Linked DNA regions of Mus musculus: region 1 is linked to region 2. A link is a loop called in an ENCODE intact Hi-C map of the cell type or tissue named here. Cell type or tissue: heart. All regions are shown on one strand. Links, peaks and the distances in the headings refer to the core of each region. The heading gives the core; the rest is flanking DNA.

Region 1 (6,184 bases), core at 1,970-4,469, 66 kb before region 2:
CCCAGACTGTTATTTCTGTTGTCTTACTGTCTATCTTAGAATTGACTTTCAAAAGATAAAAGGTGCACTGCTAGCAGAAGAAAGGGAAGGGAAAGGAAGGGAAGGGAAGGGAAGGGAAGGGAAGGGAAGGGAAGGGAAGGGAAGGGAAGGGAAGGGAAGGGAAGGGAAGGGAAGGGAAGGGAAGGGAAGGGAAGGGAAGGGAAGGGAAGGGAAGGGAAGGGAAGGGAAGGGAAGGGAAGGAAAGGAAAGGAAAGGAAAGGAAAGGAAAGGAAAGGAAAGGAAAGGAAAGGAAAGGAAAGGAAAGGAAAGGAAAGGAAAGGAAAGGAGAAAAACAGAAAGGAAGAGAACGAGTTGTGATAAAATTGAGTGCAGCCAATCACTTATGCAGTCCATGAATCTTTTGCTATTTGCTCCAATTCAGGCAAAAGTAGTGGGAGTGGGGGCTGTGGCTCCCTCTTGTAAACTGAGAGTGTATGAGGGAGCAGAAAATTGGGGTGAGCGGATGGGAAAAGGTAGAAACGCTGATGAGGATGATGGTGATGTTGCTGTTGTTGTGAACGCGTATGAGGTTGACCACTCGATACTGCTTCAGGGCACCTCTCCCTCAATGCTTTATGACCAGCAAAACAAGCAAACTCTAGAACATGCTAGCAATTCTCAGTCTTCAGGAGCTTGGGAAGGGTCTTCTGGTCTGAGAGGGAAGGAGGCAGTCACATCTGGAGTGACCTCCGGTGGCTTGCTCTGTGTGTGAAGTAAAGAATTTACATCCAGCCCTAGGGTTCCTAGCTTAGAAAGCTTTGTGCTATATATGTATGGCAAAGCCCTCTTGTCTTGTTGGGAACCAAGGTGAGTCAACACTTTTCAGGGAGTGATCCGCTCACATGCTACAGTCAATAAGTTGCCAGGACAATGAGATTTCTGAGTAAATTCTCCTCTCTGGTATATTGACAGAAGACTAGTTTCCTATCTGTTTCTCTGCATTGGAAACTGGGGTTAAGAAAACAAAATAAAAGTGAAGCCTTCAGGGAACATTGCATTGGATTTACTGGGACATTCGCTTGTAGAGTCACATTTTAGAAAGAGTTCCAAGGCCTGTTGCCTGTGAGATGTGGGGGTCTGGTTAGCCACTTGCCATGTCTGGGCTTGCTTTCTTGAGACCTCTTGTCATGGAGAGTTAACTCCCTCCACACTTCTGTAGAAGCAATAGCAAATCACTCTTCATTCTGCCGGAGCAGCACTATTATGCCCAGCTCCCTCCATCTTCTCTCTCCTTTTCTATTTTTCTTTCAGAGAAGGAATGGAACTCAGGGCTGTTTCCTGCACAGCAGGCAGGCACACTACCCCTGAGCTCCACCCTCTAGCACTGTCAGCTCCCTGCAGCTCGCTCCCTAAACCTTCATTAGAGACCTAGGCATCTGCACTTTCTGTAAAAGCTTTCTACAACCTGAACGGTTTCTTTAGGCGGCATGAATGGATGGATGCTTCTTCTCTGCTGATCCAGCTCTGATACTCTTTCTCCAGCTGTATGAATGAGTTTGGTCTTCCTGCTGAAGCCCAGGAAGAAAAGATAGTGTGACGTCAGAGCACACAACCCTGTGGATCTCACGCTCAGCACACCTCTAATGGGCTCAGCTCGATGACAGCTGTGACGAATACCATGGCAATTTCCCAGATAAGATTGTATCCGAAGCAGGACTACATTTCCTTCAGAGTTGCAGAGGCCATTATTATTCTTTGGAGAGGAATTCTTGAGGAGGAAATAGTTGATTTAAATGCCTGCTGTCAGTTGCCAAAGAAATTGTTACAAAATACTGCTATAATGACGGGGAAAACTGCCCGCTGGTTTGGATTCCGCTTTGTGTGTGTGCGTGCGCGCCTCTCTCATTCATCATCGGAGGTTTCCCTCTTTAGCCAGCCAGGTACTTAAGGACTTCTGCATACGAGGAGCTAAATAGTACTCTAACATCGGTTTTCTTTATGTGGTCTGTTATCTTTACCCAGCCAGCCATTTCTTGTGTCCTTTGAAACTCTCCTGTGGCATTCCAAGAATGGATGTGTGGTGCAGGCATACCATCACAGTTAGCCTGTACACTAAATTATTCAACAAGTGCTTCTTTAGTATCTGGCACTTTCCCGAGCTAAGATAATCCAATGTGCTGGCCAGTTTTATGTTAACTTGACACAAAGTGTAGTCAACTGAGTCTCCGTATATATGGCTGCAGGCAAGCCCATAAGGCCTTTACTTAATTAGTGATAGGGGAGGGACTGTCTCTAGGCTGTGCTCCTGGGTTCTAGAGAAGCAAGTTGCTTTTGGTTTGCACATTTCATCACAGCAATAGAACCCCCAAGACACACAATATTACGTAGTGTCCTTGAGTTAGTTCTCTGGAATGAAGCCGCCTGAATTTTAACCCTGTCTCCAGCAGGATGCCTAGTTGTATGACCTTCTTGGGTGACCATTTTGGTAACGTTAGACAAATTACTTTTCACACCAGTGTAAGGGGTCCAAGACCAGGATGAAACAAGTCAGTTTTTGATAATAGCTCATAGTAAGTATGAGTTATAATACTCATTACATCTGCAAGAAGGCAGCCTTGTCATACGGAATTTATATCTGAAGTATAAGATATAAAGGTATAAGAGTTGGTAGTAAACGTCTTTAATCCCAGTGCTTGGGAAACAGAGGTGGTCAAATCTCTATGAGTTCAAGGCCAGCCTAGTCTATAGAGCAAATTCCAGGACAGCCAAAGCTACATGTAGAAACACGGTTATCGATAAACAAAAACAAAACAAACAAACAAAAAACCATGGCTCTTGGAACAGGAGGGATGCTCAGTGGTCAAGAGCACATGCTGCTCTTCCTGAAGACCTGGGTCTGATTCCCAGCAACCATACCAGGCAGCTTACATCTGTCACCCCTGTGGACACTTGCCCTCCCATACACATAATTAAAACTAATAATATCAATGAGACAGAATACCCCATAGGCTCTGATTGCTATACAGTCTTATCTAGGGAATTGTCACAGTCATCAAGCTGAGGCCATTAGAGGTATACTGAGCATAGATCCACATGGTTGTGTGCTCTGATGCCCTACTACACATTCTTTCTGGGCTTCAGCCGGAAGAACAAAATCATAAGCGAGCAAATAAAAAACTTAAGTCAAAGTAAATAAACAATTGACAAATTGAGCAATGTAAAAGCTTTAGGTTTGTGGACACATAAGCCCTACCTTGTATGTTTGACAGAATGTTGCTATCCTGCCTGTAGGACATTAGTGCAATGCATATTTGTGAAAGATAGAAGACTTCTAGGGTCGACTGAAAAAAGTCATCAATGTTTTTTTTAGGATCAGAGTTGCTTCTAAAGAAGGCTCATAGGACAGCCATGTGTGGGGAGGGATAGATAAGAAAGACTAGAATAGGCTTAGGTTACTGGCAAGGTCAAGAGGAAGCTTCCAGGAGATTGTAATGCCGAGGATGAGAGAATCTAGGCTTAATAAAAACGTGGCCATGACAGATTTCCTGAGGTTCTGTGCCTGTATAAATTGTCATAAGGGGGATTAACAAGTCAAGAAAAACTGGAATAGAAACAGATTTGCAAGGGAGTTAGTTTCTGAACCCATGTACTTATGACATTTAAGTAGGAACAGGGAAGGTTAAGAGTTGGTGAGAACCGCAGGTTTAGAGCTGAAATGTAAAGCAAACCAACTTATCTTCATGCGGAAAGAAGCTAAAGGTAGGAATACAGATCAAACCACTGGAGTCTCTTGACTGAAGTCTAGCTCTAAAGACCTTGGCGGTAAAGGATTTGTCAAAACTACTGATTCCCAAGTTCCATTCATGGCTACTTAATCAGAATTTTGAGATAAAAATGGAGACTACATTTTTAGCTACCAGTGGGCTCTGTTGTCTGTGTCCTCATAGTGTGGTGGAAAGGACAGAATGGCTCCCCTTGGGCTCTCATCTTGTCTCACCTACTGAACCCCTGGAGACCCCACCTCTTAAAACTATCACCTTGGCCAGGGTAAGAATTTAGCATATTGCTTTTTGAGGGATCACAAATATCTTGTCCCTGGCACCAACTTCTACCAAGAAATCCATTTTTGTTTTGAAAAGGATTTCTTTAGGGAGTTTCTCTTGTTTTGAGGATGAAGCCCAGAACCTTGGGCCTGCTAGGCTAGCATTCAACCAATGGAGCTGCACCACAAGCTCAAGAAATCCTTAACTCAAGCAAAGGAATTCACAGATGCGTATGTGCTTAGGGAAGCCACAGCAATGGATTTGCTTCTTCTCTGTTTCTCTTTTTGGATTGCCTTGATGCAGCCATAACCTGCCTGTTCTGCATACTTCTATGTCTAAGGCAGGTTCACATTTGTCTATGGTCAATAATATGCATATTGACTAGAAATAATGTATGGCTAGACCAGCTGTCTTTGCATTATCTGCTTTATCTAGAGGTTTCTCATTCAAAAGAAAAATGCTATAAAGCAATACCTAGACTTCTGTTTGATAAAATATCTGGATGCTAATCCAGCCTAGTCAAGTGATATCTACACTTAAAAACATTTATTTATAAATAAGAGAATGTCAGGACAACAGTTTATTTGGACAGCCAATGGCTCCCATTATTCTCATTATAATGAGACTCCCCATTATTCTCATTTCCTGTTTCCATGGCTTTTGGAACTCTGGGGCCCTGCCTTACCCAGTGCTTCGCTAACCAGAAGAGATATGCTGTGGGCCAAAATCAATGTGATTAGTAGTCATTTTGTGGTATCTCAACTTTCCTCTGTAACTGAATTTAATATATGATATGATACACACACACACACACACACACACACACACACACACACACACACACATATATATAATTTTAGAAATATGATGTACTGGCTAGTTTTGTGTCAACTTGACACAGCTGGAGTTATCACAGAGAAAGGAGCTTCAGTTGAGGAAATGCCTCCATGAGATCCAATTGTAAGGCATTTTCTCAATTAGTGATCAAGGGGGAAAGGCCCTTTGTGGGTGGGACTATCTCTTGGCTGGTAGTCTTGGTTCTATAAGACAGCAGGCTGAGTAAGCCAGGGGAAGCAAGCCAGTAAAGAACATTCCTCCATGGCCTCTGCATCAGCTCCTGCTTCCTGACCTGCTTGAGTTCCAGTCCTGACTTCCTTTGGTGATGAACAGCAGTATGGAAGTATAAGCCAAATAAACCCTTTCCTCCCCAACTGCTTCTTGGTCATGATGTTTGTGCAGGAATAGAAAACCTGATTAAGACATATGGATTTTTCCTTTTGCAACTAAATATTCTACAGATATAATTTTAAGAGTCATTTGTTATTATTTGTGTGTATGTTCGTTTGTTTAGCTTTAGTTTGTGATTGAATGGGCTGCCATAGATAAAATAACTTATGTATTACCTCGTAATTGTAGACATTCAATGCTTTTAGGAAGTCATGATTAGAGTTTTTTGAATCTCATTAGAATGGTGCAGAGATTTTTATTGAAATGTAACACGGTATTCTTACTTTTAGATTGTTAATAGATTGCTTTTTGTACATACGGATCTCCCTGGATTAAAATCAACATGGTATTTGTTTTCAGTTGTCAAAAGCCCCTTCACTTGATCACAGAGAAACACTACTTTTGTCCGGTATGGTGGTTGATTTTCTACATCAACTTGACTGAGCCATTGGCTGCCCAAATAAACTGTTGTCCTGACATTCTCTTATTTATAAATAAATGTCTTTAAGTGTAGATATCACTTGACTAGGCTGGATTAGCATCCAGATACTTTATCAAACAGAAGTCTAGGTATTATTTTATAGCATTTTTCTTTTGAATGAGAAACCTCTAGATAAAGCAGATTATTCTTTATTTGTGTGGGCCTCATCTAATCAGCCTGAAAAGAAACAAAGCCTTTCCCCACAACAGTGAAGTGAAGAATTTGCCCTTTGGGGTGGTCATCACACTGAAGACTCTGGTATCTCCCTCACCACCCCGACCTCAGTTTTTCTGAAGACTCTCATCTAATAAAATGAATTACAGAAACACTTTCAACCTGAAGGAGGCCATGATGTAAGATATTTTAGTAAGTCTAGCTGGCTAATTTAATACACTAAATATCTCCAGCCAAAAAAAGAATCTGGCCACATTCATCCTTGTTCTAATGTGATCTG
Region 2 (6,184 bases), core at 1,553-4,052:
ACTCACTGTTCTTGTGTGAACCAAGCCATAAAATGGCATTAAAGAGATGTCCTCTGAAAAATGCAGACATTATATCTGACGTGAGGTGCTCTGGGTAAATAAATTATGTCTTTCCTGGTTCAGGCTGGAACAAAAAGGTGAATACTGTTCTTTGCAAAAGATGCTTTCGAGGGTCATCCTGTTCCTTGCCCATAATTTTTCTTCTCTACCCATGTGGCCATTTCATATTTTATTGCTGAGTTCTTAGTAGATTGTGGAGCTAGCTATAATAATAATAATAAACACCAATATTTTTCTCCCAGCAGATAAGGGCACCGAAGGGCAGAACAAATTTTCTAGGTAGTAACTTCAATGGTGTTGTTCTGTGTTAGGAAACAAATGATCCTCAGGTGTGGCAAGGCCATTGGCTCCTGGTTTCATATGTATGGTAGGAACTGGTTGTTGTTTTGCTAAGATGTAGGAAATTACAGATTCTGAGGAAATGAATGGCAAATTCATGAGAACACAAACTTATAGGCTAAGTGTTAACTTCTAGAAAATTCTACAGCCTATGGAAAAACACATGGTTTTGTTTTGGGGGGTTATATGATAGCAACTAGCTTTTAGGGACCCTTCGAGATGATCAGGGAGTGAGAACTTAATGTGAGATGAATGAGCTTCAAGAGATATTTAAATGTCCCTTTTTGAGTAACCTCCCGACATTCTTCTCTCCCAGCTTGGGTTTCTGTTCAACTTTGGCTGTTGTATAGATGACCTGTTAGTACATATTTTGTGTACTCTCTTCCCCTGGGATGTAAGTACCGGAAGTATAAAATTCTTCTGCTCCCGGGTATATGACTTATTGTAGGTGCTAGAGGAAGATGTTGAAATATAGAAAATGGTAATTAATGATGTTTGATTTGCACCATAGGACCAGGGGCTTGAAGATGGTCTCAAAGAAGGGTTTAGATGTCTCGCTATACAAAGGCAAAAACACAGTTTGACGTGACTTTGAGGGCTAAAGTGTGCTAGATTCAGGTGAGAAATGTGCATAACAAAATATAACTGCCTTAATTTCATTGAGCAAGATTTATAGCAGTGAACTGATTTCTGCTGTCTTAAGTTTTGCCTCTTCAGTACGGGATGGCCCCAAGTTCAAGTCTCTTGCAGATAGTGTAACCACTTGATCTTTTCTTTTCCTTTTTTCTTAATTTGTTTATTTTCATTTTATGTACATTGGTATTTTTGTCTGCATTTATGTCTGTGTGAGGCTGTTAGATCCTCTTGAACTGGGAGTTACAGAGTATCTGAAGGTGCTGGGAATTGAACCCTGGTCCTTTGGAAGAGCAGCCAGTGTGTCTTAACCACTGGACCATATCTCCAACCTCCTCGATCTTTTGATGATAGGTGACATCAGAGTTGAGACTGCCACCAAAAATTGTAGAAGATGACAGTTTAAAACTGGAAGGAAGAGGGACTGATGCAGTGGCTGTGGGAACAAGAGGGTGCAGGTCTCTCAGGGTGAGAGTCAGTGGGGTCATAAAACTGCTGTGGCTTGACAAGTGGAGTCAGGATCCCAGGTGAGGAAGAAAGAAAGGGGGGCAATGAGAAGGAAATGTAGGGGATCATTTCCCTTTCATGATCATTGATTTCTGTGTCGACAGGAAACTTACTAGCTTGGACAATTGAGTAAAACAAATCAAGTGACATGAAAAAAGCCTTCAGTTTGAATGTGCTTTCACTAGCAAAGAGGAACAATTAGTGTCAGAAAATGGCTGTGCGGATCCTTTAAAATCTCATTCCCAGAACATACAAGCCAAGCAAAAAGGCATTTCGAAAAATGGCAAAACAACTCACATTCTACTAGGGTAGATAACTGGTACACTGATCGGATAGACTAATGGCTCTTAAACCATAGTGGACATCCAGATCACCTGACCAGCTTTTCGTCCAGTGGGTCTGGGCTCCAACCCAGGAATGTGTCTAACAAGTTCCCAGGCGAAGCTGGTGCTGGCCTTGCATCTGTCCTTTGAGATTCGTTGTAAAGGCAGTTCTGCACCCTGGCTCCCTGGTTACAGGAGAGAAGGAGGAAAGGTGTCTATAAGTTGACTTCCTAAGGACCCACTCAGGGGTTCCTTTGGGTTTAATGTCCAAATTGCTTTCGAGTTTGGAGAACAATATTCAACTTACTGTTGATGTGGCTGCTCTCTGTTTTTTAGAGAAAGGAAGAAGTACTGTTGGTCTTCAATATGAGTCTCAGCTCTAGAGCTTTTATTCAATTCTAACAAGCTGAATGGCCTTAGACCAGTCACCTAATCCCGAATTCCTTTCTTCATCTGTAAAATAAGAAATTGTTTTACATGACCCTTCCTATTTTTTTCCTGCTTTGAGACTTATTGTTTCTGATTGTGGCTCAGAGGGAGAAATTTATATTATATCGCCAAATCCCCAGTTCACCTTTGTGACAACTGGCTTGTGTTTGGAACTTCTGCTTCACTGGAGGTCATGGGATGCCTTAGTGACCAAGTGTTCCCTAAATAGAATTCAGAGTCCCGATAGTACTGAATACACTACGGTCAGCGACATTCCTTCCTTTCATTTGCTGTTTTCCCCCTTAATTGTTAGCAGGAGTTCTTCAACAACAGTTGTTTGTTTTCTGTTCAAATTAGAAAAGAAGCCTTTTTTTCCTTTCTTTTCAGGAAATGTAGTAAGATTTTAGCCTCTCTCTGTGATGCTCAATTCAATTCTTTGCTCCTGTTGTTTGTGTGTTTTGCCACCAGATAGCAGAATTACTCTTGTTATAATATTTGTATAACATAGATGGTCTCATTAGAAGCTCTTAGAGACATAAGGGAGAGGAAATCTGTCCAACCTCAGCATCTGAGCATAATTGGTTCTGGAGAAAAAGAGGACTGTCTGTGACTTCACTTGAAAATGCTTACCAAAATGTGACTGGTTCTCCACCTTCCCCCAGAGGGAAGGGCCCTTATTTAGAAAACGAATTACACAAATATGTTTGGTTGCTCCTGTATCTAGTCAAACAGGGATTTTATTTTCAAATATGTGCCCAGAAAGGAGCCCATCTGCCTCCCACCAGCTTCAGGTGAACTCAGTCCTGCAGACTGGTAGCTCAGCTCAGGTCCCTGGAGAAGGGGTGGATGCCTGGGCAAGGCCATGAAAAAAACCAACTGTTTGCAAGTTACTCACAGATGCTATAATTCGTACAAGGAAAGTTCTGTGGCATTTGAATCTCCCTCTGAAAAACTTCCTTGTTGGTTTTTCTTGAAGACTTGTCTTTCAGCTATCGACTGACTTAACTCTGCCTTAGCCACTGACTTTCTGTGGAGTTTAAGCAATACTTCCTTTGACTTAGTGGAATCCTGACTCTTTTGTAAGATTTGCTATTTCCCTTTTATTCTTTATTATAAAACTGTGTTAGCATAAACAAAGAATTCTCAACTGAGGAATACCGAAGGGCTGAGAAGCACCTGAAAAAAATGTTCAACATCCTTAATTATCAGGGAAATGCAAATCAAAACAACCCTGAGATTCCACCTCACACCAGTCAGAATGGCTATGATCAAAAATTCAGGTGAAAGCAGATGCTGGCGAGGATGTGGAGAAAGAGGAACACTCTTCTGTTGTTGGTGGAATTGAAAGCTTGTACAACCACTCTGGAAATCAGTCTGGCAGTTCCTCAGAAAATTAGACATAGTACTACTGGAAGATCCAGCAATACCTCTCCTGGGCATATACCCAGAAGATGTTCCAACTGGTAATAAGGACACATGCTCCACTATGTTCATAGCAGCCTTATTTATAATAGCTAGAAGCTGGAAAGAACTCAGATGTCCCTCAACAGAGGGATAGAGAAAATGTGGTACATTTACACAATGGAGTACTACTCAGCTATTAAAAACAATGAATTTATGAAATTCTTAGGCAAATGGATATATCTGGAGGATATCATCCTGAGTACGGTAACCCAATCACAAAAGAAGTCATTAGATATGCACTCACTGATAAGTGGATATTAGCCCAGAAACTTAGAATACCCTAGACACAATTTGCAAAACACAAGAAAATCAAGAAGAAGGAAGACCAATGCATGGATACTTCATTCCTCCCTAGAATAGAGAACAAAATACCCATGGAAGGAGTTACAGAGACAAAGTTTGGAGCAGAGATGAAAGGATGGACCATCAAGAGACTGCCATACCTGGGGATCCATCCCATAATCAGCCACCAAATGCAGACACTATTGCATATGGCAGCAAGATTTTGCTGAAAGGACCCTGATATGGCTGTCTTGTGTGAGGTTATGCCAGTGCCTGGCAAATACAGAAATGGATGCTCACAGTCATCTATAAGATGGAACACAGGGCCCCCAATGGAGGAGCTAGAGAAAGTAACCAAGGAGCTGAAGGGGTCTGCAACCCTACAGGTGGAACAACAATATGAACTAACCAGTACCCCCAGAGCTTGTGTCTCTAGCTGCATATGTAGCAGAAGAGGGCCTCGCCGGCCATCATTGGGAAGAGAGGCCCCTTGGTATTGCAAACTTTATATGCCCCAGTACAGGGGAATTCCAGGGCCACGAAGTGGGAGTGGTTGGGTAGGGGAGCAGGGCAGGGGGAGGGTATAGGGGACTTTTGGGATAACATTTGAAATGTAAATGAAGAAAATATCTAATACAAAATTGAAAAAAAACTGTGTTAGCTTGAAATAGGAGACTAGGCAGTGGGTATTATATTAAGTAGTACGGGGGAAAGAGACAGTCACCCCCAAAATCTTTATTTACATTTTATTTATTTATTTATTTATTTATTTATTTATTTATTTATTTATTTATTCTATTAAAAGTAGATCTCCTTTTTTTTTTTTTAAAGATTTATTTATTGGTTATATGTAAGTACACTGTAGCTGTCTTCAGACACTCCAGAAGAGGGAGTCAGATCTCGTTACGGATGGTTGTGAGCCACCATGTGGTTGCTGGATTTGAACTCCGGACCTTTGGAAAAGCCGTCGGGTGCTCTTACCCACTGAGCCAGCTCACCAGCCCTAGATCCCCTTTTTTAAGAATACAATATATACTGGTCATGATTTCCTATTCCTCATCTTCTCCTAGATCCACCCTGCCTTTCCATCCATCCAACTCCAGGGTTTCTTTCTCTCTTGTATGTTGTTGCGTTTCAACAAGCAACCTCAAATCCACACCTGTGTGTGAATATTCACAGGAGAGTATGTTCACATGAGAGTATGTTCAAAGCAATACACAGGCTTTCTATGCTTTTTCTTTCATAGCTGAAAAGCACTTTCAAATTTGATTTTGGTTTCATTGGTAGCACACACAAAGGCTACATCAATCAGCTTTAACTACAGGTTTGTTCTATGAGAAGCCACCTCCAAACTCTGACTTAAAGTGACAGTCACCCACTCTCATGGATGCACAGGTTGTAGGCCTGTCATGAATCTGTCCACGTGTGCTCAGTTGCTGGAGGAGGGAGAGTTGAATGAGACTTTTTAAAACCTAAGCCCATTGGGAATATTTTTGGAGTATGATGTTTTTTCCCCCCAAACTCTCAGTGTTGTCTGGCTTTCATTATTGGTTCTGCTTCATAATAACTGTTATAACTTGGACAATTTACTTAATCTTTCAATCCATTTATTTCTTCACCTTTCAAGAGGGGATAAAAATAGCACCCAGTTCACCGGTTTTCATGAGACTGGAATGAGATCATTAGCAGATAATTGCCTGGCACAGACAGGCTGTTTACTAAATGTTAGATTTTTCTGTTTATTAAGAAAAACAAAAACCTACCTGATTATGATGGAGAGGAATGTGTTCAGGGAGAGAAGGAAGAAAAAAATTATGAACTTAGAGAAAGAAGTAAGGCTTGAATCTATCTCTAGTTCTCTGGTCATATAAATGAAAGACTCTGACAAAACCAATATTTCATCATATATAATAGCTGTATACACAGTACCATCCATTCTGGAGTAGAGCTTGCCATAGAACTCAACAAATTTTGACTATTTGAATCTGCATATTAACTCTAGAAACATCTCTTGGTGACTGTCTCTATCTAATAGATGGGGAAACCCAGGCACAGCAAGGTCATGTAACATACTCAAGTCGGCCTTCTGGGTCAGAACAAGGATTCAAGTGCTGGGCATCTGTAACCTTTGACCTTCAGCCTTGGAG

What was found. Peaks named below come from ENCODE experiments on the same cell type or tissue, not always from the same donor. Only the 100,000 strongest peaks of a DNase experiment are listed, where the experiment ranks them.
Region 1: a loop joins it to region 2, with 2.6 times the contacts of the local background. A loop is called at or near these places in 5 of 42 quality-filtered maps.

What each region holds. Positions count from the first base shown.
Region 1 is chr14:99,014,778-99,020,961 of GRCm38, reverse strand. No RefSeq gene overlaps it. Among named protein-coding and RNA genes, the nearest start is that of Mzt1, 28 kb to the left of the region's middle. In heart, for the core only: no CTCF peak of the experiment used is centred there; no DNase peak of the experiment used is centred there; H3K4me3 peaks cover 50 bases; H3K27ac peaks cover 2,420 bases.
Region 2 is chr14:98,948,409-98,954,592 of GRCm38, reverse strand. All of the region lies in intron 1 of Gm41228 (a long non-coding RNA gene), which reads right to left. Among named protein-coding and RNA genes, the nearest start is that of Gm41228, 46 kb to the right of the region's middle. In heart, for the core only: a CTCF peak has its summit at 2,750 (motif pointing right); no DNase peak of the experiment used is centred there; H3K27ac peaks cover 1,047 bases.